7 separate regions of the Homo sapiens genome follow, and all the other regions are linked to region 1. A link is a loop called in an ENCODE intact Hi-C map of the cell type or tissue named here. Cell type or tissue: endothelial cell of umbilical vein. All regions are shown on one strand. Region 1 holds the start of LOC105378530 (a long non-coding RNA gene). Region 2 has its middle 24 kb from the start of SPADH. Region 3 overlaps DMBT1 (deleted in malignant brain tumors 1). Region 4 has its middle 4.4 kb from the start of C10orf120. Region 5 holds the start of PSTK (phosphoseryl-tRNA kinase). Region 6 has its middle 2.4 kb from the start of HMX3. Region 7 overlaps ACADSB (acyl-CoA dehydrogenase short/branched chain).

Region 1 (4,000 bases):
ACTGAAGTCACAGGACTGTTCCACCCAGAACAGCAGGGTTGGGGGAGCCTGGGCACCAGCATGTCTTGGGAGGGCTGAGCCCCAGGCCAGGGCAGGGGTGCCCCATGTCACCATCCCTCAGCCCAGCATGGCAGACTGACCATTTGCCTCAGTTTCTCTAATGCCATCTGCTCTTCACCTGAGTCAAGGGGATAAACAATTTAGAAAAACAAAGCCCCCGAAAAATGCAATCTCAGCATTAGGCATGGTGTTATAATAGAGACAGCATACAAGAGACTGAATTCTAGAAGCTGCAATCAACAGGCCGACTCCCTCCCCAGGGGCATCAGGGGCTGCCGGGGGTATCTTGGGCCCACTTACGCACGGGCATTTCAGGGGTCACAGGAGGTGAAAAAGCAGGCTTGGCTTCAGGTTTAAGGACCAAGAGAGACTCACCATGCTGTTGCCCCAAATGGTCACTTTCAAACCCACCAGTGTCCTCCAAAAAAGCTGCTTATATTTTTAAACACCAGGGTCAAATGTTTTAACAATAAATTCTTGTCCCGCAGTGAATAATTTGCTTTAGTTTCTGTGGGATTAGTAGTCATGGAAAGCTAGAGCTTTCCTTGCCTGTACTAACTGTCACTTCTGATGCACTAAGGACAGGATTAGGTACAGCCAGATGACATTTATATACAACAATTTTTCTGCTAATAAAATACCCTACAGATTCTTATGCAGCCCCAGCTTCACATGTCAGAGACTGAAAATAGCTCTAATCCTGACTCTCCCTCCACCCCCAGAATGAGAAGAGCATCTTTTTAACCCCCATTTAACAGTAGAGGAAGCCGAGGTTCAGAGATGGCAGCAGGGAGATCCCTGACTCCCATGGCCAGCCGAACAGGGACTGAAACCCAGGTCTACCCTCGGGGAGGTGACAGGCACCCTCCCACCCTCCTCCCTCTTTCCTTTGAAGGTTCAGTTCCAGATCTTGCCCTGGGTTGAAGCAAGAGATAGTTAAAAAAAAAAAAAAAAAAAAGAGTAAGATGAGGCCTCACCATTCCCAGAACACACTTAGCTTACATTTTCAGGTGTTGGAAGCCCCGGAGCCTCACAGGGGACCACGCCCACTGCCAGGAGCTGCAGCGATTCCCCTTTTGTGGTCAGGGAGGCCGTGGAGCCCTGGGTGACCCTGTGACTTCCCAGGCTGCAGGTGGGATTGAGCCAGGCACTGCGCACGCAGCACTGTGAGCCGCTGGCCCAGGCCAGGCTCCAGAGATGGGAGCTCCGCGGGTTCACAGTCGTCTGTGACAGCAGAGCTGAGGGGAGGACGCAGACCCTGGCCTGACCTTGGGCTACCTCTCAGGGTTAGGCCACTGCCTCTGCTGCAGACCCAGGCGGCGCCCAAAGCCTGGGCGTCCCTCCGCTGCAGTGAAAGGGAAAAGAAAACCGGGCTGCGGTAATGCCTGGAGCCAAAATCTCAGGGAGAAGCCCAGCTCCCGACACCTACCCTCTTAAAGTGCAGTTGGATTGAATGAGGCTAAAGGAAGTAACAGGAACCCCGGCCTGGAGGAAGGAGCACGTGCTATGGGCCTCAGAGGGTGGCAGAGGAGGTCTGCAGGGGCGAGAATCTCGGACAGAGCCGAGGCACAGGTGAGCGGTGCCCGGCACAGCAGCCTGGTAGATGGGATCGGGGCGGACAGCGGGGGAGAGCGGAGAGGGGTCCGCCTGGGTTCACACCCCAACACCCACCAGGAGCCCCTGGGAACCAGTCAGGCCCCCAGCCCAATCCCAGTTTCCCCAGGCCACTGCTGGAACAAAAAGCCTCACTGCAGACAATGGGCCCTTTCTGTAGATGCCCGCTCGGGGCTGGGCACAATCGCCGATTCATAAGCCAGGCAAGGCCCCACAATACCCAGGCTGTGTCCAAGAAGGACACCGACGGGAACTCGGAGAGGCCAGTGTCTTTGGTGGGGAAAGGCTGCTCCCTGGTGGTCCACAGGGGCAGTGCGCATGACCAGGGCTCCCAGACTTCAGGCAAGGATGATGGCGGAGAGACACGGCTTAGAAGTCATCCCACCATATGGACGGGGAAACTGAGGCCCAGAGACATGCAGAGACTTGGCTCGGACTGTTTTCTTCAATGTGAGATAGGATTTGAAGGGGGAAAGTGAAGGAGTTATTTCACCTGATGTGTTAAGTGCGGAGTGAGGTAGGTGGGATTTAGAGGGGAAAGCGAAGAAGGAGTTATTTCACTCAAAGTGCGGAGTGACGAAGATGAAGGAACACGAGGTAGCCGGGCAGTGGGTGCTGAGTTGGCTGACACTGGCTTCCTTCCAGAGCGCAGGGGTGCATCCTTCCGAACCTCGCATTCAGTGACGTCACCTTGGTGATTTGAAGTAGGCCCTGGTGGAAGTATTTACACCATGGACATCAGCAAATGCAACCAAGACCTCCCGCTACCCTGGAGAGCTGGGTTTAAGACATTTGCCAGCACACCACTGCCCAGGGACCAGTCTCAGCTCCAGAGCTGTGGGTTATTGGTAAAGGATGTGATTTCATTGAGCCTCAGTTTCTGTATCTGTAAAGCAGGAATCTATCACTTATGAAATATCCTGTGCAGGCACAATCTTAGGTGTGGAGGATACAATACAACGTAAGTAAGATAAAAGTATCCACCTGTGTGGAGCTTGTATTTTGGTGGGGAGACAAACAAGGGAACTATAATGATATGTCATGTCATAATACATGCAATGATGACAAAGCCAGGTGAAAAGGCGATGATGGTCATTAAGTTCAAGATGGGGAGGGGTTGGGGTGAGGGCTGGCCTGTCTGAGGAGGGGCATTTGCAGTGCTGGAGCAAGCCATGGAGGACAGGAATTGCTCCAGTCAGAGGAACAGCAAGGACAAGGGGCCCAAGACGGCATGTACTAGAGGCTCCACGCATAGAAAAAGCCAGCCATCCCCAGCGCTGTAACTGAGTGGCCAGTGGTGGGAGGTGAGGTCACAGACGCGGAGGGGGCATACATGGGGTGAGCGTTTCAGTCTCAAAGTATGGACAGCCCCAGGGGCTTTTGCAGAACAAAGTGATAAGATCTGATTTGCCATTTAAAATAATCCTTCTGAGTTCCTGTGGGGTAAAAGACTGGAGAGGAGGGTGTGTGAGGTGGGGCCAGGAGCCCAGGGAGCTAGGTCGGGGCCCCTCTGCTAAGTGAACAGGGGAGAACAGTGCCTTGTGGTTTCCTGACATTTAAAGTGGAGGCTTTAAGGTACATGGGTGCCTCACATCTTCAGGCATTCCAGACGCCGCTTCCTCCCGCTCCTGATTGTACAATAACCTTTACCCTCTGTGGGGTATCATTCTGTGTGCATTCATCCTCATCTGGGTCATGTCTCCCACTTACTTGGTGACGACCTGGGGCTTAGAGATACTGTGGAGCCTGCTCAGGGGACACAGCCAGTGAGCAGACACTCAGTCTCTCAGGTTCCAGGCCAGTGGGGCGTGGTCTTGGAGGGTCTGGCTGGTCAGAGTCCCTAATCAGCACCCAGCTCTGGGCTTCCTTTCCACACCTCCCATGCCTCTCTCCATGCAGCTCTTTCCCCAGCTACTGAGACCTTCTGGGCCCTTTCCCTCATCACCGCTCCCTGCCTAGGACCCTTCCAACTTCCTCAATTTCCAACAGGAGTGAATAATCAGGAGGCTTCCTCCTGGGGGATGCCTTTACCTGGATGGGCCTGCCTCAGGCTGTTCTACCTGAATCCATTAACTCCTGAACCATAAACCACAAATTCCCCAGGGCAGGAGTCGTGTTCATCTCTGTGGACTTGAGGGTCTGGCCCTGAGTAGCGGCTTGCACGTGTTGTTAGCAATAATGACAGCTGGGCTTATGATGCAGGTACTGTGTCACGCAAGGTGCTGAGTGCTTTACCTGTGGTGTCTTATTTGACCTTCACAAGCACCCTGAGAGGAAGTTAAGGATATTATCCTTTTCAGCACTGGGTACGTTATTTGTTGGGGAC
Region 2 (4,000 bases), 910 kb before region 1:
TTCATTCATTCGTTCATTCACTCATTCATGAATGTCTAAGTTGTACCCTGTGCTTGAGAAGGAGCAGTGGAGGCTGTGGGTCCCTGCTGTGAGGATGAGGGGGACCCTGGGGCTGGGGGCTCAGCAGGCTTGCCCTGAGTGGTCCCCATGAGCGCCAGCCCCAAGCCAGGCTCTGTACTTGAACCTGTGGATACAAAGAGGGGTCATGCAGGGGTCACCATTATAAGGGGAAATTTATTTCCACAGGAAACATTTCCACCTCCTGAAGTGTCCCCTCTCCTTAAAAATAGCCCCAGTAGCCAGTGCTTCTTCACAGATAACCACCACAGTGTTAGCCACTTGGCAGCCTCTCAAGGAAGGAGGTAATGGCCCCTTTATCAGCAGGGCCCAGCCAGGAGAGTGGCTAGTAGGGACAGATGAGTTTGGTAGCAAGAGGCAGTGAGGTCCAGGTGAAAGGTAGAGCAGAAGACAGGGCCACCGGTGACAGGGGCTCTGGACTAAAGCTGTCAGAGTGTGACTGAGGGTCCAGTCACAGGGGACACAGAGAAGTGGGCTTGCTTGGGAGCAGGGACCCATCCTCCCCATCCACACCACATCTCCACACTCAGGGAGGATTGGGCTGACACCAAGTGGCTGTGATTCCCAGCAACTGAGACTGTGGTTTGAGGCAAGGGTGCTCAACTCTACTGCACGTGAGAATGGCCCGGGGGCTTTTGAACCTGCTGCTGCCAGGCTGCACCCAAGCCAGTTAGATCAGAATCTAATCAGAGGGTAGGCCTGGACATTGGTGACCCACCAGACTCAGGTTGTTCCAAGATTGAGAGCTGCTGGTTTAGGACTCCTTAAATCCCTCTGAGAGAGTCCAGGTTGTGCCCTGTGCTTAAGAAGGAGCAGTGGAGACTATGGGTCCCTGCTGTGAGGATGAGGGGGACCCTGGTGCGGGGTTCTCAGCAGGCTTGCCCTGAGTGTTCCTGAAAGATCTACTTTCCAAGTCCCAAAAGACCGTATCAAAATCCCACTGACCTAAAGTGCCTCATTTCTGCTGATTCATATTTGCCCCAGCCTCTGCCATCCATAAGAACATGCCATGGAGGAAACACTGATTAAGCATCTTCTGCCAGCCTGGCACCTTGGACATAATCCTCTAATCCTCCATGTGGCCAGGTATTATTCTCACCTGGCAGGGATGGAAACTGAGGCTGAGAGAGGCAAGTCAGCACAGAACTGCACAGGATTCAGGTAGCGAGTGGCAGAGTTGGGGTCTGAGTCGGGGTCACTGACTTCTGGTCCTAGGTTCCCTCCTCCCTGTTCCATCATCCCCAAGGCACCAGGAGCCCAGGAGCCCAGGAGGCCTGGCCTCACATTGAGTTTGCACAGAGAACTGCATCAGACACACTCCTGTCTGCAGCTCCTATGTAAGATGTGGTACCAGGTGCAAAAGGAGGGCTTAAAGGAGGGTTGTGATGTCTACACCACACCCACACCCCAGCTGGCCCCACGGGACTACTCACTTGACCTGTGGTGGCTCCTCCAAGTTCTCCGCACCTCCAGTACCTGCTCATAGCCCGGTGATCCTGCTCCAGGCTCCACCTTCAGCAGAGTGACTGACAACCAGGGGCCAAGAGAACACAAGGCCGGGCCACATGGCACCTGTTTTGAGCTGTCTCCTGTGACCTTGTAGGGACAGAGGCTGCCCTCCAGCCCCTTCGAACCACAGCATCTCACCATCCTCCTGTTATCCCACCTGCCAGTGCCAGAGGGCGCTGCAGAACAACCTTGGAGCTATTTTATTCCTGAAGAACTTGTTACTGTGTTTACTGTGAGTGCCCGTGGTTGTCCATTACAGGAAGGGGTTCCACAGTTTTCAGCTCTAATAAAGGACTCCTGTGAAAGCCTGTCCTGGCTCCTTTCCATTACTTTAAGGGGACAGAATCCGATCTACTGTCTGACAACAGAGTGGATGGTAGCTCCCCTTTCTGCCTGGTCCCTACCACAGGCTGAAGGTGGCATTCAGCAGCCCCTTGAGATCTTGTCCCCTCCAGCCCTGTTCCTGGCATCCAAATCCCTGCAGTGGCTAGTAAGGGGTTCTGCCCTGGGCAGGGGCTCTATCCTCTGCAGGTTTGATGGCACCTGAATGGCTTCTGGTGTGTGGGAATCAGGGACAGCCCCAGCCAATGGTCGTTTCCTGTAGGGGATGAAACTTTGACCTCAGCATCTCTTCCCATTGCCTGTGTTGGCTGGAGTACTTAGTGTCCCGAGTGCTTGGCAAGGCCACTCAGGTGTGCACTGACTGGAGGGAGAAGGTCCTCTCGGGAAACCTGTGTCTGTGAAATGCTGCATTTTCAGAAATCATACAAGCTGGATGTTATGTGGCCATTATTAAAAATTAAATTGTAGAGTCTTACAATTAAATAAATATTATATTAAAAATAAAAATATTAAATACCAAAACTCAGCACTTTCTGGTTATTTGACTCCATTTTACTATTACCTGTGCCCAAGGATATTTACATCACGTTGTGTCTGTCTGCTGGAAATACTGTCCCCCGCGGAGTGACTGCCCAGCTCTCCCAGCTCCACATGCAATGGCGTCTTATTGCTGGCATAAAATGGCCATGGGGGGAGGATTCACACCATGGAAATCACGCTACAAAGGAAGCTTCCACCTTCCCAGAGCCTGTTGTTAAAGATTTCACAATGCCCCACTGCCTACAGCTCACCCAGAAAGGGGCAAATACACTAGGAGAGCTTGGAAAAAGGCTTCATTGGCCTGCCACCATGTTCAAGTTTCCTTCATTGGCATTAAATTTTTTTGGAAAGCGTCTGTGTTTTAGCAAGTGTGGAATCCAAAGCTACCTCGGCAGGGAGATGCCTTGGGAAGCTCCCACAGGCTCTGATGAAAGCAGTGGTTGTGGCACCTGGCCTACTCTTGGCCCCTGGGGAAGGGAAAGCTGTCCAGGTACAGGTTAGGGGCAGGCCAAAGACGGGAAGCCAGGTGGTGGAGGCTATGGGATGGCACACGTCAGAGTCCTGCCTCATCTCCCTCTGCCTGAGTCCAGCACCAAATTCCCTCTCCTGCTCCTCTTAGCCATGAGGACGTCTGATATCCCTCAGCTCCATCTTTGGATATCTGGCCTGAGCCAACCTTCAGGTGACAGTTCTGTTTTCCCTGGAACTCTATACCTATAAGTGCCTGGGAGCCCATATGGTTTGTCCAAGCTTCGAAATGAGGAACAGCATCCCTGCTGAATCAGAGACAAAGATTTGTTTCTGTAACAGCATCTTCCAAGAGGCTTAAGCTCCAAGATTAAGTGATGGAGTCATGTGGGGGCACTGATGACTCCAAGGGCTTGGCCTGGGACAACTGCTCAGGACAAAGGAGAAGCCAAGGCAGAGTGAGGCCACCATGCTGGGTAATGACTCATCTGATTGAGATCTAAGATTTGTACAGAGCTAGCAGGGAACATAGAGGAGTGAACGCTTTCAAAATCTGCTCCATCCTCATTCACAGCCTGCTGGGGAGCTCTCTATGGTCAAGGAGGCTTGGAATGGGTGCACAGCCACCCAGGCTTTCCTGTGTTCTGATGAGTTAGAATCTCTCCTCAACCAACCCACCTCCACCCCATGCACCACTGCAGATTTCTACATATGGGACTACAGGTGGCAAAGATGGGGAGTCTGCTTCTTGATACCTGTCTTCTCCCAAGTATGTAAATACTGGAGGGTTGAGTGTTGGCCTGGGGTGCCTAGGCATAGTGCCAAGCTCAGACTTTTGTATTGGAGGGGTGGGTGGGGGTGGAAAATTATGAAGAAACTCACAGGGAACACAGGATCAGTAACTTCTCAGGATAGAGACCCACAGTGACTGTCCCAGCTTGTCACCTTCTCCCAGAGGGATGCCTTCTGTGTGCTGTGAGGAGAGCAGAAGAGTTGGGGAGGGGGTATCAGGAAGCTACTGGAACTCTTAAATCTTTGTGGAAGCCTCACTGGTTAAGTTTGG
Region 3 (4,000 bases), 990 kb before region 1:
ACATCTAAAATGATTGAGCTCCTCATATCCAATCCACTTGCTTTAATCCGCTATTGCAGAATTCATTTAGCAAGAACGTCGGGGACACACAAACCCAAGATTGAGCCACAGCGCCCTCTGGTGTGATTGTACGGTGAAGCTAAAGCCAATTTCTGTGACTTGTAGGAAATCATTTCTAAACAGTGTTTCTAAGACGAATTTGTGTTCTTTCCAGGTGGGTGGATCCCAAGGACTACAGACTACGGTAAGACCTTTTCTTCACTCCTCTTCCCTGGTGGGGTTGGCCAGTTCTCCTCTGCTACTGTTGGCTAGTTGAGGCTGAGCACAGCTGAGGTCACAGAGCAAACGCCTGCCTTGTCGAATGCAGGAATGCCGGGGGGACAGGAGACGTGCGTGCCAAGACCTGGGGCATGTCTCAAGTGCACACTCGGCCAATCCCAGCTGTCATTCTCCTTCCTCTTGCTCTCTGACTCTCAGTCATTTATCAGATGAGGTTAGTTTCAGTTTGGTGTGAGGAGAGATAGTTGAAAATAAAGGTCAGTACCTTTTCTTTTTTTTTCTTTTTCTTTTTTCTTTTTGAGATGGAGTCTTGCTCTGTCACCAGACTGGAGTGCAGTGGTGCAATCTCAGCTCACTGCAACCTCCGCCTCCTGGGTTCAAGCAATTCTCCTGTCTCAGCCTCCAGAGTAGCTGGGACTACAGGTGCGCACCACCACGCCCAGCTAATTTTTGTATTTTTAGTAGAGATGGGGTTTCACCATGTTGGCCAGGATGGTCTTGATCTCTTGACCTCGTGATCCACCCACCTCGGCCTCCCAAAGTGCTGGGGTTACAGGCATGAGCCACTGCGCCCGGCCTACCTTTTCTTTTCACTAATAATGACAGGTATCTTGAAGATAACTAACATCTACCAAGCACTTGTTATATACCCTGCATAAAATGATTTTCATGTATGAAATGAATTGATATATTTTTAAAAAATACTTAAAATACCACCTGGCACCTAATAAGTGCTCAACTAATGCACATAGTGAGTGCTATTATCATGAAATCTTTCCAAGAACACTTTGAGGTAAGTAATACGATTATACCCATTTTGCAGATGGGAAAACCAGGGCACAGTTAGCTAATTTGTCAATATTTCTATGTCTAAGATCATGTGTCTGGTGAGTAGCAGGGCAGAGATTTGAGGCTAGGATGGGTGCCTCCTCTTACCCCTGCCCTGGTCTTTGACTTTGGCTAAATGTCCCTGCCTCTCCAGTGAGAATGTGCAGAGAACTTTGTGCCCAAGTTTAATTTTTCAGGGCCTTCCATGTGTTCACTTAGGATGACTCTGCTCCTGGGCCCTTGGCCTTGTTGAGGTCAGTCCCTCCCCTTCCAGGACATGACTTGAGAGATCCAGAAATGGCCTGGGAAAGGCAGATTTCTGACCAACACAGAGCAAGGGAGAGGCTGAGGCAGGGAGACCGAGCACTCTCCTGGAGGGACCATTCACAGGGTGACCAGGAGGGGGCGCATTGCCCTGCTGCACCTCTAGGTTCATCTCTGATCCAGAAGAGTTGCAGATGGCATAGAAGGTAGGGTGTTTTGCTCGTAAGAGGGGCCCTTCCGAATAAGGCCTCAGGTCTGAACAGGCATCTCCATGGATTATGTCCCTGAGACTGGGGAAGGACAGAGCATGGGAAGTCCAGAATGTACTTTGGGGATACCCTGAAGATGGTCCAGCTGGCCTTTCCTCCCTCTGGGAGGAAAAGCAACCTGCCCCCTCCCTTTGCATCCCATTCCAGCCTCTCACTCTGTGACCACAAGTTTCTCATAATCTCAAACTCACCATTGAAAAGCCACACCCAGGATCTGGCTCCTACTGTCAGGACGGTGGGCTGCACCCCTCAGGACCTGTACCTATTTTCCTCACACCATCAATACAGCTTACCCCAGTGGGTGGTCTAGTGGCATCACGTCGGGCAGGAACATGGTGCTTATTGACTTCCCAGCATGGCCAGCTCCATGGTGGGAAGCAGGCTCAATTAGCCCCTCCCAGGAGAGGAGGCTGGAAAAGTAGGTCGAGGCTTGCTCTTGGACTTGATCCTGATGGGACTGGAGAGTGTACTGAAGCATTTTGAGCAAGGAATTGAATTGAATATATTTGTACTTTCTAAAGATAAAACTTGAAAACCACCTGGAGACCAGTGAATCCTCTTAGTATAGAAATGGGTGCAGAGTAAGCACTCCATCGATGCTGATTGAATCAATGAATGTGGATGGACTAGAGAAAGGAAGAGCAGACACTGAGGATTCAGCTGGGAGGAGGCCAGGTTCAAGGGGATGAAGGCTTATCCCAGTGAAATGGCAGTGGGAACGACACGGAAGGAATGACCTTGGTGATGTTAGATGTAGGATGTGAGGAGAAGGAGGAGTCGAATATGATGCCCTTATTCCCAGCATGGTTAATATGGAGCATGATGACATCCTTAATTCAAACGGAGGGAAGAGGCTGTGTTGAGTTTGGGATGATGTGGGGGGTAGGATGGCCAGGAGGCCACTGAAAATGCTGGTCTAGAGCTCAGGGCTGGGCTGTCAGGGCTGAGTCAGAACCAGAGAGGTGGATTTGGGGGTCTTCTGGAAAGTTCTCAGAGTACATGAGGTTCTCCAGGGGGAAAATACAGAATGAGAAGAGGGCAAAGAGAGAACATGGAAGAACAAGGATACTTAAGATCCTGCTGGGAGAAAGATTGTAAATAAGCAGGGTGGTGAGAGGAAGAAGGAGGAGTGAGGAGGGTAGGGATGCAAGTCAAGGGGGCCGAGAGCACCAAGATAAAAGCTTCTGGCTGTGTCACTGCAGGTCTGCCTCTGAGGCTGGTGAATGGAGGTGACCGGTGTCAGGGCCGGGTGGAGGTCCTGTACCAAGGCTAATGGGGCACTATGTGTGATGACAGCTGGGACGCCCAGGATGCAGATGTTGTCTGCAGGCAGCTCGGCTGTGGCTATTCCATGTCAGCCCTGGGCGGGGCCCACTTTGGTCAGGGCTTGGGTAACATTCCCTTGGGTGACTTGCATTGCTTGGGAAGGGAGTCCTACCTGTCAAGCTGTCCCCACAGCGGATGGTACAACCACGAATGTGGCCACAGGGAAGATGCTGGTGTCATGTGCTCAGGTAGTGTGGATATCACCTTGCTCTGTGTATCTGCAACTCTGAGTCAATATTACCACACATAAGTATGTGTGCGTACATATGTGTGTGCTCTACAGCTTACCTGCTTTGCAGTAAGTCATGTCTTAATTGATATTGGAGGGCAGGTGGTACTGGCCCTTTTCATAGACAATGAAGGTCAAGGGATCATCGGCCAGTCCTTCTAAAGCTGGATATAGTGGAGGCAGGCTTCAGTCTCACCCCCCAGAGCCTGCTGATGCAATCACCTCATGGAGTGGTTTTGATGAGCAGCATCACGACCACCCCCGGCCTGGGATACCAAATATATATCTTCCTAAGTGGCAGTTTCTCCTCCTTTAAAAGCTGACGAGGATGGAGGAACTGCTGGTCCTTAAAACATAAATGTATACCAACATCAAATTGAGGAGTGAACCAAAGCATTCTCTTTATTTGGAATTAAATGACAAATAAAAGCTACTTAATATCCTCAATGGAAAAGAGAACTTCTCCTGGACCCAACCCAGCAAATCCCAGTGTTGATTTCCTTTGTTTGCGTAGTGCCAGGAAGTGTGTGGACACCAAGGGGTCCTTTAGTTCCCAAAGAAACCTTCAAGGACACTGTCCCATGGCGTGTTCCCCAAAGAGGAGTTTGTGGTTAGAATGTTCACTTCTAGAGCAACTCTGGCATTTGCCGTATGGACTGGACTGAGCCCATGCCACCATGCATGGGATGTACCCTTGATAATCCAACCAGCAAGTGGGACTGGACTCCCCAAGGGGACATGGTCCTCCATGCAGCCACTTTGTGAGTGATTTATTTCGGCATTCTGAAAAGGTTGGTATTCTTTC
Region 4 (4,000 bases), 860 kb before region 1:
CATACACACATATATATAAATATATATACACATATACATATATACTAATCATATGAGAGAGAGATTTATTATCTATTATTTATTTTAGGGAATTAGCTTACATGATTACAGAGGCTAGCAAGTGCAAAATCTGCAGGGTAGGCTGGCAGGCTAGAGGCCCAGGAAGAAGTCAGTGTTTCAGTTCAAGTCCAAAGGCCATCTGATGGCAGAATTGCTTCTTGCTCAGGAAAAGTCAGTCTTTTGTTCTATTCAGGCCTTTGTGAGGCTCATCCACACAATGCAAGGCAATTTGCTTTGCTCAAACTCCACCGATTTAAATGTTAATCTCATCCCAAAACACTGTCCCAGAAACATTCAGAATAATACATCATACCAAATACCTGGGCCCCATGGCCTAATCGAGTTGGCATATAAAATTAACCATGACACCTACTTATAGTTCATAGGTTTTTAATAATTTGTTTAAATGTATTATAGTTTTAAAATATCAGGCTTTTCGTTTCTATACATAATTTTACCCATTATTGAACTTTATATTAACAGATTCACATAGTATGTGTTCCTTTGTGTCTGCTTTGTGCCCCTTCTTATGAAAAAAAAGTTACAATTCTCTTACTGATATGCTTGTACATTCCTTTTTATTGTTGTTTAGCATGATGATGCTATGATTTATTTATCAGTCATCTGTTGCTTACAGTTGGGTGGTTTCCGATTTGGGGAGCATTCTTCTACATGTCTCCTTGGGATTACGTGCATGCTTTTCTCTACCAATTCACATTCCCACCAGTAGTGTATGAGAATCCCTGTGGATACTCATCTTGCCGATACAGGTAGATTGGTTATGGTATCTTGGATGGTTTTCATTTACATTTTTCTGGTTAGAAATAAAATTGAACACTTTTTCTATTGGCCATTGAGATTATTCTTTGTGAAATGTCTATTCAAGTCTTTTGCTCACTATTTTCTAGTTTTTGTTTTCTTATTGATATGTTAGATTTCTTTATATGTTCTTGATATAGGCCCTTTGTCAGTTAAATGTGTTGCATATACCCACTCCTACTCTGCAATTCACCTTTTTACTGTCTTTAAGGTGTCTTTTGATGAATGGAAGTCCTTATTTTTATACTAGCTGCACTCTAATTTATCAGCCTTTCCCTTTATGGTTAGTGCTTTCATGTCTTGTTTAAAAAATCATCTCCTACCTCATGATACTCTCACATATTATACACACACATATACACATACACATACACACACATAGATACACATACACACATGCAAATACATACACACAGACACATACACACAGAGAGATACACACACACATACACAAATGCATACATACACATACACATACATATACACACATATACACACACACACAAACACACACACAGACACATATACACACACATATACACATACATACACATACACACAGAGACACATAAACACACACACATACACATACACACACCCAGAGACACATACACACATTCACACAGTGATATTCTCCTATGTCACTCTCTAAAACCTTTGATATTTTTTTCTTTTGAAGTTTGTTAACGTCTTATCCTCATTTTATTAACTTTATTTTTCCACCTTATTTTCTTTTAAGCATATTTTGCAACTTATTTTTATAATGGCTATCAAAAAGTGTGACGGTGTGTGAATAAGTCATACACAAAACCCTGGGGACTCCTCACCCTCTGGCAGCTGCCCCTGCAGCCATCCCTGGGCTCTGGCTCCCTCTGGTGGATCTTGCAGAGGCTGGCTCTCCAAAGACCCATCGGCCATCTCCCTCTCTCCAAGGCTGAGTCTATGCAGGTAGCCGCCTTGAAGCGTGGAAATGGTGCTCCTTCTTAACATTGCATGAGATCCACACCTTGTATAAGGAGCTGTGCTCTTTAAAATCGTAGTCTCCTCTACAAAACCACCAGCTCAGGGCACACCACATTCTGGGAAGTGTCCTCTAGGTCAGTGCTTCTCAAACATTAATGTGCGTGTGAATCTCCTGGAGGTCTTGTGGAAATGCGGAGTCTGATTCTGCAGGTCTGGGCCAGGACCTGCACCTCTAACAAGTTCCCAAGAGAAGCAAAGTTGTGACTCTCTGTGTAGGTCACTCAATAAGAGGTGATCCTCAAAGCATGTCCCTGGGCCAGCGGTGGCAGCAGCAGCATCACCCAAGACATGCAGACTGTCAGGCCCCATACAGAACTACTGAGTCACAATCTGCATCTCAGCCAGTTCCCGGGTGAATGGCAGGCGTGGTAAAGTGTGAAAGGAATCTGGCCCGGGCAATGTTCTCATCTGCTGCCTGTGAAGGATCAGACAATGGACAGCCTGTGCAGAGCACCTGTGGACAGAATTCTATGGGTTCCACAGCAAAGTGCCTCAGACGTCCCGGTTTCCAGGCTGAGCCTTCACCCTTCTTGGCATGAAAGGGTCCTTTGATGCCTAGTTTCCTCAGTCTCCTTCCTTTCGGCACAAGGGTTGAGGAGACCTGGCTCAGTCAGCCTTGTTCCAAACCATTACCTAGGAATGGGGTCAGCTGTGCCTCTTTGAGGAGCCTCTTTTGAGAGGTTCACCCAGAAGAGTGAGACCCAGGAGCAGGAGAGGCCAATTCTCATTTAGCCCTCTGGGAGTGGTTTCAGCCACAATGAGGTGTCATAAGCTTGATCTTTGCTTCTTCTGTCTCTCTTAGGGGAGCAGATTATTAACTGGGGAAGTCAAAACCCTAAAAGGGTGATTTTCATCAAACTTCAGATTCTAGTCAACAATGCTGACATTCCTGCCCACATGTGTCTTTTATTTTCCCCCAGAATTTCTGCTGGGTTCTTTGCAGGCCCTACCAACAAGCACTTTCCCTCTGAGATGGAGTCTGTCCCAGTGGGGGCCAAGCAGATGAAAAACAGCATCAGGGCTCATGAGGAGAGATCTTCTCTAGCCTCCCTTGGCCAATTAAATGGAGATCATTGTCCAACACCATATTATCTTTCTGAAAGGAGACCTTGGGAATCCCCCTGTGGTTGCCTCTGCTGCTATTAAAATCCACTGAAGGGCATGAGGAATTCTTTTTTGAAGTACAGGAGGGCTTGGGTTCTTGAATTTGGAGAGGTAATATGGTAGGCGTTCATCTTCACGGTAAGGCCAATAGATGCACATTTTAAGAGCCAATAGGCTCGGCCAGGCACGGTGGCTCATGCCTGTAATCCCAGCATTTTGGTAGGCCGAGGCAGGTGGATCACGAGAACAGGAGATCGAGACCATCTTGACCAACATGTTGAAACCCCGTCTCTACTAAAATACAAAAAATTAGTCAGGCGTGGTGGCAGGCACCTGTAGTCCCAGCTACTCGGGAGGTTGAGGTAAGGGAGTCGCTTGAACCCCGGAGGTGGAGGTTGCAGTGAGCCGAGATCATGCCACTACACTCCAGCCTGGCAACAGAGCAAGACTCTGTCTCAAAGAAAAAAAAAAAAAGCTCCAAAAAATATGTCTCTAGATGCCTGAATTTTCTCTTTAGAAATGTGGTCAGTTGAGGGCACAGAATAAAACCCTGAGGTATTAGTTGACTTTTCTGATGGGTTTTGATGCCATGATCCTAATAAAGAGATACTAGAGTATGATGGTCAACAGCATGGGTATGAAGTCACTGGCGTGCTAGTAAATGTTAACAACCGGCTCTCTGAATGAAGTTGACAAATGTAGCAAATAAAAATACAGGGCATCTGTTAAATTTGAATTTCAGATATGTCTCATTTACTTATACAAAGAATTTTTCATTTTTATTGAAAATTCAAATTTAATTGGGTATCCTGTTATTATCAGGCAACCCTATTTCTGGGGGGGGATGTGAGCAGAGGGGTGCCTCTCGCTACTTGCCAGCTTACTATCTCTTTTTCTTTTTAACATTAATGCCTATGTCATTCTTTTCCTTCCAACTTTTATTTCAGATTCAGGGGGTATGTGTGGGTTTGTTATACGGATAAATTATGTGTCA
Region 5 (4,000 bases), 580 kb before region 1:
GTGGGGGAGGTTATGAATGAGGAGGGGAAGGAGTATATGAGAACTCTACTTTCTGCTCAGTTTAGCTGTGAACCTAAAACTGCTTTAAAAAATAAAGCCTATTTAAAAAAAATACATAACCAAAACAAAAATAACTATGATAAAAAGAAAAAAAAAACCGGTTGCCTGCAGGGGTTAAATGGGTGTGGATGTGGAGGATGGGAGATAAAAGACAGTGGAGCCAGGCTCAATGGCACATGCCTATAGTCCCAGCTACTCAGGAGGCTGAGATAGGAGGATTGCTTGAGCCTAGAAATTCGAGGTTACAATGAGCTATGGTTCCACTCCAGCTTGGGTGACAAAGCAAAACCCTGTCTCTTAAAAAAGTGGGGGAGGGGCAAATTAAGGAGAGGGACCTTATACTGGACCAATAATGATAAAATGTCATGAAATAAAGAGTTTAACTCATTGCTCTTCACTTTCAGTCCAAAGGAAAATGAGATTATTTGTAAGTGCTTCATACAAATTATATCAGCTTTAGCAGGTTACTCGTCATATTTTGACACAGTATACACTGATTTTGTCCTTACGTCTTCACATTTTGAACATACCCTTTACAGGTAAGAAGGAATTATCCCCTAAAATATAAGGATAAAAGAATCTGGAATCTAGGCCCGACGCGGTGGCTCACGCCTGTAATACCAGCACTTTGGGAAGCCGAGGCGGGTGGATCATTTGCGGTCAGTTCAAGACCAGCCTGTCCAACATGAGGAAACCCCGTTCTTACTGAAAATACAAAAATTAATTGGGCAGTAGTGGTGTTCGCCTGTAATCCCAGCTACTCGGGAGGCTGAGGCAGGAGAATCCCTCGAGCCTGAGAGGCGGAGGTTGCGGTGAGCCGAGATCGGACCACTGCACTCCAGTCCGGGCGAGAGAGTGAGACGCTGTCTCAAAAAACAAAAAACTGTAATCTGAATTCAATTTTTCTACAACACACCCCCAGACAAAAAAAACTTGGCCAGCCGCGGTGGCTTGCGCCTGTAATCTTTGGGAGGCCGAGGCGGGCGGATCACAAGGTCAGGAAATCGAGACCATCCTGGCTAACATGGTGAAACCCCGTCTCCACTAAAAATACAAAAAGTTAGCTGGGCCTGGTGGCAAGCGCCTGTATTCCCAGCTACTCGGAGGCTGAGGCAGGAGAATGGCGTGAACCCAGGAGGCGGAGGTTGCAGAGGTTGCAGTGAGCCGAGATTGCGCCACTGCACTCCAGCCTGGGCGACAGAGCGAGACTCCGTCTTAAAAACAAACAAAAAACAAAAACTTGTTTTGTACCTCTCCATAGCTTAGTATTACTTTTTAACACAAACACCTATTGTTCTCTGTCTGCATGCACTGGAATTGAGGTCTGTGGATGTGCCTTTCCTGACAATATTTCTTCACGCTTGCTGCCCACTGGTGCTGTGAGGGCACAATAACGAATGTTTACTTTGCCCTTGCACTCTTCACATCTGGGAACCGCAAAGGAGCGCGGTGGTCGGACTGTCAGCCTCGCCTTCTATTCTTTGATTTCCAGTAACTTATTTTCGAAAGATTGCTGGAGGGAAAGGCTCAACGTCTCTTTTGGGATTTTCCTAAGCAGAAAGACCTCATCCTAACAAAACTGAGGCGCCAATCCTACTGGCTGGCAACTTTCGGCAGGGAGGGTGATTCTATTTGAAGATCAATCCTAACTCTGGGACCCCTTGGGAATGTCCAGGAGCTAGGAACGCAGCGCCGCGGTCTCTCCAGCCTCTGGTCCCTGGGAGCAAGCAGGGCACCGGTGGAGCAGGTGCCTCTGGGGCCGCACGGAAACCCAGCTAGGCCAGTTCCTCCACTGCGCCGGTAGGCGGCGGAGACGCTGCGCGTGCGCGCAGGGCAGACGGTAGAGCGGAGACGACGCTCCCAGACTCCTCCGGTCTCCCCGGGCAGCATGAAGACCGCCGAGAACATCAGAGGAACCGGCAGCGACGGGCCGCGGAAACGAGGCCTCTGCGTCCTCTGTGGCCTCCCCGCGGCAGGAAAATCGACTTTCGCGCGCGCCCTCGCCCACCGGCTGCAGCAGGAGCAGGGTTGGGCCATCGGTGTTGTCGCGTATGATGACGTCATGCCCGACGCGTTTCTCGCCGGGGCAAGAGCGCGACCGGCGGTCAGCACGGAGGGGCGGGGCCTGGGCCGCGGGGCGGGGCGGGGCGGGGCGGGGCGGGGCGGGGACACTCGCGTCCACGCGGTCCTGGGTGATTTGCCATGAGCGCCCATTGCTTGGTGTGGGAGGTGAAGTTCGAGAAAAGTGGAGCTGGGTTAACATAGTTACTGCAGAGGGTGAATGCGTTGGCTGTAGAAAGTGGTTACAAAGCCAACTGTTAGAACGATGCATTTTAGATGCTTATCTGTATATTTGATGCATGTATATGTTGTATATTCTATACAGTTGAGTCTTCAGACAGGGTCAGGTTCTCAAGTCAGCGTGCAAGGTGGAAAGCCCCTATAGTCAAATGCACTGTCGAAAATCCCTTAGGAAGTTTCTCCTTAGGAGAGGGAAAGAAGTTCTAAAACTTGAACGTCTAGCTACGGGTGGATTCAGGTTTTGTAATTTGAGGAATCCTCTTTAAGAAAAGGAATAAAAACTATAAGTAACAAAATTTCTGGGGTCCCTCAGAACGATAGAAAGAGGCTGTACAAATGCATTATCAGACCTATGAAGCTTAATCTTTGTTCATCTCAAAGTAAATCTGCCTCTGCCAGCTTTGGGAAGGATGGCTGTTTCTTAGTTGACCACCAGAGGAAGTAATGGGTTTGTATTTACGGAAAAACTTGTATGTTCCAAATACATCTCTTTAAGCCCTCCTCATCTCACACTCAGCACAGTGAGATACATCCTCTTGGAGAAGCATGTGGAAACTGAGACCACTGGGGGAAGAGTAGATTACATTCGTGTTTCTCATGCTCACTCTTGAGTAAATACTCTTTGAAATATTCTGAAATGTTAACATTATTATTTTTGTTGTTTAATGCCTAATGTAGATGAATTTACAGAAATCAAATGCAAATGTTATGTGACTCTACTTTCTAAGTATATATACAAAAATACAGTACATTTGGTGCATGGGCTCTCCAGCAAGGTGTATCTACTTTCTCATTCTTGGTTAATTGTGAAGTAAGTGCAGTGTCAGGATAGCGCAGGATTGACCTGGATGATAGTATTTTCAACACTTCGGAGAAAGCTGAAAGTTGTCGATAGGGATTGTTGTATTTGCTGGCTTTCCCTTCACTTGTATTATGTTGTTTTTTCCACGCTTTTCCTATGGACAAAGACTGTGGGACTCATCTGCTCACTTAGGAAGTGATATGTGTTTCCAATTTAGTGGGTTTAGCTGATGTGTTTGTTGTATGTAGTGTAATCTCAGTGGTGGTAAGGCATGGGCAGGCAAGTGAGAGTTCTCACTCCCCTGTCCTCGTGTTTTCCCTCCAGCTTAGATTTCTTAACTATGTCAGGATTCTCCACAGCCCTTGACCAGCACAAGATTACTTGTATTCTCAAGCTGTTTATTCCCCTCAGTTTGTTTCCTCCATCTTTCCCCATCCCATATCAACTCATTTGTTAGCCTGAGGTCTTTTCTTCTTGACCCAGAGACTTTTCACCTGATCTTTTTGCTGTCTACTACCTTTCCCATTTCAGGGGAAAACCTGCATTATTATATCTTAGCCAGACTATTTTGACTCCACCTTTCTCTTGGATGATAAATAAGTTCTTTCATTTATTCACTTATTCAGTCAGTCATCCATTTAATATACATTTCTGGAGCACCGACCCTCTGCTGGAGGCTGAGTATGCAATGGACAGTGATCTAGCAGAGAGAGAAGTGTAAACAAATGCTTAAACTGTGTAAGCACTGCTAGAGTGGAGATATATGTATAGAATGGGGTTTCATGATGGGCAAGGGAGAGGCTGAGCTGCCTTCTGCATGGTTGAGTCTGAGAAAGC
Region 6 (4,000 bases), 430 kb before region 1:
TTATAGTGCCTGGCTTCTAATAAGGATTCAATGACCGTGAGCCGACATTACCTCCACATAACTGTTACCCTCACTGTCATGAAAGGGTAAGACATTCAGTCACTCTAAGGACATTGTATGTGATGCAGGAAACATATGTGATCAGGCACAGCTTGGCTGTGACCTGTCTCCCAGGGCTGTGTATTTTCTAAGGGTCAGTATTTAGTCAGAGGGAGACATCATTGGCAGCATTCCTGGTGGCATCGAGAAAGATGGGAGAGAACTTTCCAGGAAAGTCCCAGTAAAGAGCTTGTGTAGCATGTGTAGGTAGCACAGTTTCCCCAGGATCACAATTCCAGGCTTTTGTCCATTCTGCCTTCAAAGCAAGGACCTGCAGGTCAGAAGAGGTGGGTGGTAAAATGAGGCCATCAGGACCAGGGCAAACCCTCTATGTTAATTGTGGGGGCCTCCAGCCTGGGAGTTTTGCAGCTTTGGCTAGAAGCCTAAGCAGTCCCCACCCCGTCCATGGATAAGGAGGTGGGCTGTGCCAGGAAGCTGCTCCAAGGAGAAGGACCGTAGTATGGCTATGGAGGGAAGGAAGCAGCCTTCTCTTAGATGAAGTACTGAAAAATATGGAAAGCTCCCCTCCTTTGGGAAGCGCCTTGCTTACTGACTTGTGTGTGTGCACAAACGTGTATGTGCTTTGTGTGTGTGGTGGGCCTGGGGCAGGTGAGAATGCCATGCCAAGCACTCCTGTATCAGGCCTCATGCTTTTGTGTAAAAGTTGGGTGTTAATCACTGGCATTCTCCAGTCCCCTTCTGCCCTCTTGGCTCCTTGTCCCAAGGGTGGGTGGTGTAGAGACCCGCTCTCACAGCCCATCTGCCTGAGATTAGCCTGGGAAAGGTCCCCCAAAGGTCCTATTCCTTGGGCTCCTTTAGGTTTTGTAAAATGCAGCATCAAAAGATCTCAGATTTCATTAAACTCTTTAAAAACAGCTTTTGGGTATGATCAGGCTATCTGAAGGTCCCTAATCAAGTGGGCCAATTCTCTGTAAGGGAACTGTGAATCCATTCATTCATTCATCCATTCATTCATTCGTCTCACTCAGGCATTCAGGCATTAATACAAGCGTTTCCTGAGCACAAGCATTTCCTGAGCACAAGCGTTTCGTCCGCTGATCGGCCGGCGGCGCTGAGTCCTGGGAAGACGAATGAGGCAGGCCCGTTCCCTCCTTCCCTCCCCGAGTCCTTCCTGGAGAACACCTAGCCTGAGGTTAGGACCGGCACCTAAAGGATAGAACGAGACGGGGACCACAGAATGGGCCCTAAAACAGGCAGGAAAAGCGGGAAGGAGGATGACAGGCAGGCGAGACCACTTCCTGTCGTGGCCAGGTAGAGATCAGCAGAGATCTGAAGGCGATTTCACCCACTTCTTCTCCCGGGATCCAGAGAAAAAATGCTTTTGTTTTCTAACTGCGGCGGCGAAGGGCGAGACCTCAATGGCTTTTAAACGTCCTGCGCCGGGACAGCGGTTTCTCCAGCGGAACCTGCAGGCTTGGTTCAGAGGCTGTCCCATAGAGGGCGCTGTCTGCCTGACTTTGAATGGAGTCGTGAGCGCAAGAACGCTGGCAACACCTCTCGCCAGACGGCGAGTAAAGGGCTGAGTCCGCGCCCAGACCCGACTCCCACCAGCTTTCTCGAAGGGGAAGGGAAAGATCTACTCAATACATCCCGCTTTTCAAGCCCAGCAATCCCTAAAACTGAGAGGATGGGCTGAGAGTGCTGACACTGGAGAAGCTCCTCTCCCGGGCCAAACACAAGCACATAACAGCGCCCCTGCGCGCCCCTGGGAGGGGAGTCAACCGGAGAACTTGGGGCGACAACCGGAAAGCCGGGATCCGGTAGCCGCACAGCAGGGATGCGGGCGGCTGTCCCGGACTCTTCTCCCGCCACACTGGGCCTGTCCCCTCCCCATCTGAGTCTAGCGCTGGAGTTGTGATCAGCCACGAGTCCCCCTCCCCAGACTGAACCCTCAGCATTCCCAGTTTAAAGTCGACTTTCGTGCGTCAGAACTCTAGCCAAGTTTGCATGCGTCTGCGCTGAATGGCGAAGCTCCCAAAACACACAGGCATACACGCCGGGGTCTCTCCACGCATACTCGGCCGCGTGGCAGGCTGTGTGCAGGCGGTGCCCACCCAACCCTCATAGACCTACGTGCATCGAGCTATTTCTGCGGTTGGGGGAAAATGACCTCTGGGTATCCAGCAGCGATTGGGCGACCTAGGCCCAGTTTCCTCCTCTCTGGGCGCGGGTTTCCACTTACAAAATCCAAGTATGAGACCCACCCTGCTGGGGTCTCAGGGCAGTGATCCGTTCCAACCCAGATTTTGGATGGCGTAGCGTTTTGCATTCCAGTAAAGCCCTGTGTAAACTCAAGGGAGTAATAACAGTAATTGTTTATGGAAGCGCCATTTACGTTTCCAGATTTCCAAAGCAAAAATGGGGTTCGCTGCTGTAGATGAATGCAGAAAGAAACATTACATATGCCCGTCGAGATTTGGTGGGGGAGGGTCTGACGCCCCAGGACCGAAAAACAAAATCTACCTCTCAAGTGGGGACCCCACACGATCACGTCTGCCAATGCAGGGCGGCCTTGAATTAGGCGAGGCTCAATCTAACGAAAAAGAAAGCGGTGGGGAGGTGAAGGGATCCCAAAAAGCCCTCGTGTGCGGGAGCTTCACCAGGGTGGAAGAGGGTGAGGCCAGTTTGTCACCTTTCTCTGATAAGAAAGCTGTCTCTCGGGAGGGGACCTCACAAACAATTCTGATTTACTTGATGCTTAAATCATGAGTCTTAAATGTCTGCCTCATGGGCTTCTCGTGCGAACCGGGGAGCTGTTTTTAAAGCCAGTGGAGTGGAATGTCCTTTCACTAAGCCGTTCTGCAAAGGTCCAGTGTGGTTCTCTAAGGACTTCGCTGCCGTCGAGACGCGCAGCGGATGCCGCTGCTTGCCGCGGCGGAGGAAGCTACGCCGCTGCGCCTTCGGTTCACCTTGCCCCCATTAAAGCGTTAGTTAGACAGCTCCAAACGCCAGCTGGCCGGAGAGACTTCCTGGGAGAAAGTGCTGTCGTCGGGGTCACAGACTCGGAGTTGATCCGCGAGCCTTGGGCACCGGCGGCCAGAGCAGAGGGGTGCCCTTCCGAGAGCAGCCGTCGGTGCCGAGAAGCTGTTGCCCCAGCAGCCCCACCGAGTGACGCGCGGGTTTTGGCCGGGTCAGCGCGCATACGCACACAGGCACACCCACTCCTGGTCCCGGGGGAAGGCTCACTCTTCGGTTTTCCAGGGCTAAAGGCCAAGGCCACGCGGATTTCTGAGTCCGAAGACGCAGTGCGAGGACTTACACCTGGATTCCCTTACTATCGGCTGGATGGTGGGTGGGGAACCCAAATCCCTCTCTTCTTGGCCTCGCCCTTCCTAGCAGGCTTTAGGAAAAATACCGAGGTCGCCGGACCCCAAAGGGTAGGAAAATGATGAGTTCTCCGAGGGCCGAGGTCACGTCCTGCCTCTTGGGCCGGCGCTGCGTGGCTCTCCAGCTGCGTGGGGGCGGCGGGCCCCTGTCCAGCCCCAGGGGGCGGGGGAGCGGCAGCTGCGAGCGCAGATAACCCCGAGGTGACCCGGGAGGGCCTGGTCCGCCCCTCCCCCCTCCCGCAGGCCTGGCGGCGGGAAGCGGGTCCCTGCGCCGCAGGGGGGAGAGGCAGGCGCGGTCTCCGGGCTCGCGGCCGTTAGTGCGCTTCGGCCAAGGGCGCCGCCTGCTCCGCGTCCCTCGCTCGCCTCCTGCGCTCGCAGGAGCGCTCCGAGTGCCTCTTTAGCGGGAGCCAATATCCTTTTGTGCTAATAGGCTTGTCCTCATTTGCTGCCTAATTGGACTATATAAAGCCAATAACGGGCGGGCTCTTATAGCCCGAAGCCAAAGCGCCAAAATCCGAGGGAAGGCGAGGAGGGGGCGGTGGCGGAGGCGGCTG
Region 7 (4,000 bases), 520 kb before region 1:
TCAGAGGCTGGAGCAGGTAGTGACTCATTTGCTTTGAAGACCAGAGCTGATAAAGAGGGAGATTATTATGTCCTCAATGGATCAAAGATGTGGATCAGCAGTGCTGAGCACGCAGGGCTCTTTCTGGTGATGGCAAATGTAGACCCTACCATTGTAAGTTTGAAAACGAAATTTCTTTCTTTTTCCAAACCCCTTCTTTTCTCTTTCTTTATCTTTTCCTCCTTCTGTTTCCTTTTTAGGACTTCATCTTGAACTCTTTAGTCTTCTCAGTACTGAAAATGTCAGACTTGAGCTGGCATTTTTTCACTTCGTTAATCTCCTAAAGTAAATATTGTTGACAAAATTATTAATTAGAATTGGCCCACCATATCTGTGGATTCAACCAACTCTGGATTGAAAATATTTGATTAAAAAAAAATTCTGCAAAGTTCCAAAAAGTAAAACTTGAATTTGCTTTGTGCCAACTACCATATTGAATTCACGTGAATAAAGTGACATGCATGTATTATGTTAGGTATCAGATAATCTAGAGATGATTTAGAGTCTACCGGAGCATGTGCATAGGTTATATGCAAATATTACACCATTTTATGTAAGGTACTTGAGCACTGTCAGATTTTGGTATCCATGGGGGTCCTGGAACCACTCCGCCACAGATATGGAGGGATGACTGTTTGTGGAGGACCAACTGTTACTTAGCTCCTAATGGGTTATGTAGGAAGCTAATCTTTTTTCTTTTCTTTTTTTTTTTTTTTTTAATATGGAGTCTCGCTGTATCTCCTAGGCTGGAGTGCAGTGGTGTGATCTCACCTCACTGCAACCTCCTCCTCCTGAGTTCAAGCGATTCTCCTGCCTCAGCCTCCCAAGTATATGAGACTACAGGTGTGCACCACCACGCACAGCTAATTTTTGCATTTTTTGTAGAGACAGAGTTTCGCCATGTTGGCCAGGCTGGTCTCAAACTCCTGACGTCGGATGATCTGCCTGCCTCGGCCTCCCAAATTGCTGGGATTATAGGCGTGAACCACTGCACCTGGCCCTAATCTTTAATTTTGTTGAATTTCCAATTTCTGTTTAGTAATGAAGAATTTAAGTACCTATTTAGTACATTTATTTTTAAGAATATTTTATTCAGTTGGAAAATAGACATATAGCAAAATAATAAATACATTTTTTCACCAGTAAATACAGTATTTTCACTAATGTAACAATTGAATTAAATTGTTAAAACTTTTTTTTTTTTTTTTTTTTGAGACGGAGTTTCGCTCTAGTTGCCTAGACTGGAGTGCAAGGCTGTGATCCCAGCTCACTGCAACCTCCGCCTTCTGGGTTCAAGCAATTCTCCTGCTTCAGCCTCCTGACGGGTGCCTGCCACCACACCCAGCTAATTTTTGTATTTTTAGTAGAGACGTTTTTTCACCATGTTGGCCAGGCTGGTTTCAAACCCCTGACCTCAGGTAATCCGCCCGACTCAGCCTCCGAAAGTGCTGGGATTACAGGCATGAGCCACCGCACCTGGCCTAAAACTTTATATAGTAAAATTAAATTGAGAACATGACATTCTCATGATTATATAATAGTGTAATAATAATTTTAATATTTATGATGGTCTCTGAAAAAGTGAAACAAATGGTAAGGTTCTATAGTTTGGATCTAATGTCCTCTAGCTGCTCTCGTTTCATAATGCCCATGTTGCAATTCTGAGTCCATTAGTATTTATTACCAAAGTCCATTTTTAGTTTTCTTTTTACTTAAACTCTTCAGAAACAAGGCGTTTTATAAATCCAAGTGGTAATAGCGTTTTAATTCTTCTTTTTAGGGATATAAGGGAATTACCTCCTTCTTAGTAGATCGTGATACTCCGGGCCTTCATATAGGGAAACCTGAAAACAAATTGGGGCTCAGAGCTTCTTCCACCTGCCCGTTAACATTCGAAAATGTCAAGGTGGGTATCGTAGACTAATCAGTAAAAGACTGATGCGAAATAAGCCTTGCATGGAACCACAGGAGGTGTGCAAGACAGGTGTCAAAATACTAAGTGGCTATAAGCACACGCAGGAGAGTATTTTGTAAAACCCTGAACAGCGCTCTTTAGTCATGACCAGATAAATGTACTTTTCACAAAAGTGGAAACCTTTCTGCCAAGAAGCTGTCCTGGGAAGCAAGTGCCAAGAATTCATCCCATTTATGTTTTATAACTTATGTGCTTCTGACCACGTATACTTTATAAGCTTGAGACTTGTGAACCAAATGGGGCCGCAGAGAAGGAAGTCTGGTGTCAGTGCACTAAAGGCCACAAGATGGGGGTGTTGCTCAGTGAGAGCGGAAACAGCCAGGCTATTAAACGTGAGCAGCAGAAGATCCAGATAGTTAGTGCTGATGCTGGAGAACTCCCTGTAGGTGGGGCAGGTGGTGTCGGCTTTTCCACCACTCATCACAGAGCTTGATCTTTTTTTTGCATGGCTGTGGGGAGTGAGGGGGAGGATGTCTTTACAGATGTCACTGGGGCCTCATTACTTCACCCCAACTGTTTTCCTCATTCTTACTTTCCCATTTCTTTCTCCATTCTTCCCTGCTCTCTCCCCCAACTACCCATATTACAAAACTAAGTATAGTTTTTTATTATTCTTAATTCTTTATTTTTTTAAAGTATGAATAAGCATTTTAGTCTGTTTCTTCTCTCTTCCTCTTTCTTGTGCATACACCTGTGTACACACATGCACACACACATATACCCCACCGTTGATTTTTATGAGGGTGAATGGTCTCAACAGCAGAAAGGCTTACTACACTTGTTTTTGCAAGTATTTGCAGATCTTTGTAGTTCCTAATATGTTATCTCACACTGTAGCCTACAGATAAGAATTGGGGGGGAAAAGTATTAATTTATGTTATTGATGAATTCTATGAGATTCCCTTACTCTAGATTCACTCATCCATTCAATACCTGTGCAAGGCTCTGGAGGATGCAATCATGAACAGCATGGACTTGAGTCCTTTTCCTCAGAGAGCTGTGGAAAAACAGCGTAGAGGGAGACACAGATGCCGGCAAGTTCTGTGAGAGGGCTAGCACACGAATTGAGAGTCTATGTGTACTTACAAATATATAATCAAAATGAATCATGGAAAATGAAACTGAGAAATAAGTGCACATTTGTATTTTCAGGTTCCAGAAGCCAATATCTTGGGACAAATTGGACATGGCTATAAGTATGCCATAGGGAGTCTCAATGAAGGTAGAATAGGAATTGCTGCACAGGTAAGTCAGATTTAAACTCTTCCATGATGTGAGTCAATTAAACTGTGAAAAGAAAAAAATGCAATGAGACCAATGAATATTTGGAAGCTTATGGACACAAGATGGCACCGTTCCCTTACATGAGGGATAGAATGGCTTATTATTTCTTTCAAATTCCCTTTTGGTCAATTATGTAAGTGTCCATAGAACCAAACAATGGCTTGGTGGTAACAGTGTTTCTGCTTTGAGAACATTAAAGTATTATCTAATACCTGAACCGATAGCTTTTCAAATGTATTGTAAATTAAATATGGCACTTTAAAAAAAATCAACTTTTCAAAGCATGAAATTCATTCTGGAAGGAATTTTTTACATTAAGAATAAATAATATTCCTTCCACTGTGTAGTAAAGATATCTATAGTTAATAAAAGATTTGTTGCTTACTGTTTTGCATGTGAAAACTGGGCAAGTTTTTTGGCGGCACATGAAATAAAATAGCCACAGTTAAGTAGATACATAAAATGAGAACTATTCAAAATTTTTTTTTACCAAATTTGGCTTTTATAATGCATATTGCATTTTTCTATTAAGTAATATCAGTTATTTTCCAGATTAACAAAATGAATAAGGTCTTTGGCTTTACTTTAGTGTCAGTTTTGTAGAGTGTATATATATATATATATATATATATATATATATATATATATTTTTTTTTTTTTTTTTTTTTTTTTGAGATGGAGTCTTGCTCTGTTGCCCAGGCC

Evidence for each region. Peaks named below come from ENCODE experiments on the same cell type or tissue, not always from the same donor. Only the 100,000 strongest peaks of a DNase experiment are listed, where the experiment ranks them.
Region 2: a loop joins it to region 1, with 34 times the contacts of the local background. A loop is called at or near these places in 15 of 110 quality-filtered maps.
Region 3: a loop joins it to region 1, with 12 times the contacts of the local background. A loop is called at or near these places in 7 of 110 quality-filtered maps.
Region 4: it touches region 1 in a loop (13-fold over the local background); 2 of 110 quality-filtered maps call a loop at or near these places.
Region 5: a loop joins it to region 1, with 17 times the contacts of the local background. A loop is called at or near these places in 4 of 110 quality-filtered maps.
Region 6: it touches region 1 in a loop (21-fold over the local background); 102 of 110 quality-filtered maps call a loop at or near these places.
Region 7: a loop joins it to region 1, with 30 times the contacts of the local background. A loop is called at or near these places in 82 of 110 quality-filtered maps.

The regions. Positions count from the first base shown.
Region 1 is chr10:123,557,562-123,561,561 of GRCh38, forward strand. It overlaps LINC02641 (long intergenic non-protein coding RNA 2641), which reads left to right. Exons shown (of 12, transcript XR_007062326.1): 11 at 1-2,635. LOC105378530 (a long non-coding RNA gene) reads right to left here and starts at 1,129. Exons shown (of 3, transcript XR_946395.3): 1 at 1,063-1,129. RefSeq lists an enhancer at 786-1,504. In endothelial cell of umbilical vein, a CTCF peak has its summit at 1,983 (motif pointing left); a DNase peak (open chromatin) is centred at 1,960.
Region 2 is chr10:122,647,149-122,651,148 of GRCh38, forward strand. No RefSeq gene overlaps it. Among named protein-coding and RNA genes, the nearest start is that of SPADH, 24 kb to the right of the region's middle. RefSeq lists an enhancer at 185-479. In endothelial cell of umbilical vein, a CTCF peak has its summit at 1,763; a DNase peak (open chromatin) is centred at 1,793; H3K27me3 peaks cover 167 bases.
Region 3 is chr10:122,565,753-122,569,752 of GRCh38, forward strand. It overlaps DMBT1 (deleted in malignant brain tumors 1), which reads left to right. Exons shown (of 56, transcript NM_001377530.1): 2 at 215-244. Among named protein-coding and RNA genes, the nearest start is that of DMBT1, 7.0 kb to the left of the region's middle. In endothelial cell of umbilical vein, CTCF peaks have their summits at 127 (motif pointing left) and 1,509 (motif pointing right); a DNase peak (open chromatin) is centred at 109.
Region 4 is chr10:122,702,273-122,706,272 of GRCh38, forward strand. No RefSeq gene overlaps it. Among named protein-coding and RNA genes, the nearest start is that of C10orf120, 4.4 kb to the left of the region's middle. In endothelial cell of umbilical vein, a CTCF peak has its summit at 1,761 (motif pointing left); a DNase peak (open chromatin) is centred at 1,749; H3K27me3 peaks cover 204 bases.
Region 5 is chr10:122,978,532-122,982,531 of GRCh38, forward strand. PSTK (phosphoseryl-tRNA kinase) reads left to right here and starts at 1,870. Exons shown (of 6, transcript NM_001363531.2): 1 at 1,870-2,164. The coding sequence starts at 1,949. RefSeq lists an enhancer at 1,882-2,201. In endothelial cell of umbilical vein, a CTCF peak has its summit at 1,861; a DNase peak (open chromatin) is centred at 2,000; H3K4me3 peaks cover 1,216 bases; H3K27ac peaks cover 641 bases.
Region 6 is chr10:123,131,608-123,135,607 of GRCh38, forward strand. No RefSeq gene overlaps it. Among named protein-coding and RNA genes, the nearest start is that of HMX3, 2.4 kb to the right of the region's middle. RefSeq lists enhancers at 1,230-1,339, 1,406-1,700, 3,578-4,000 and silencers at 1,780-1,869, 3,532-3,651, 3,682-3,811. In endothelial cell of umbilical vein, a CTCF peak has its summit at 1,547 (motif pointing right); a DNase peak (open chromatin) is centred at 1,594; H3K4me3 peaks cover 277 bases; H3K27me3 peaks cover 3,680 bases.
Region 7 is chr10:123,041,227-123,045,226 of GRCh38, forward strand. It overlaps ACADSB (acyl-CoA dehydrogenase short/branched chain), which reads left to right. Exons shown (of 11, transcript NM_001609.4): 5 at 1-153; 6 at 1,820-1,945; 7 at 3,167-3,259. Among named protein-coding and RNA genes, the nearest start is that of ACADSB, 34 kb to the left of the region's middle. RefSeq lists an enhancer at 2,187-2,481. In endothelial cell of umbilical vein, a CTCF peak has its summit at 2,306 (motif pointing right); a DNase peak (open chromatin) is centred at 2,315.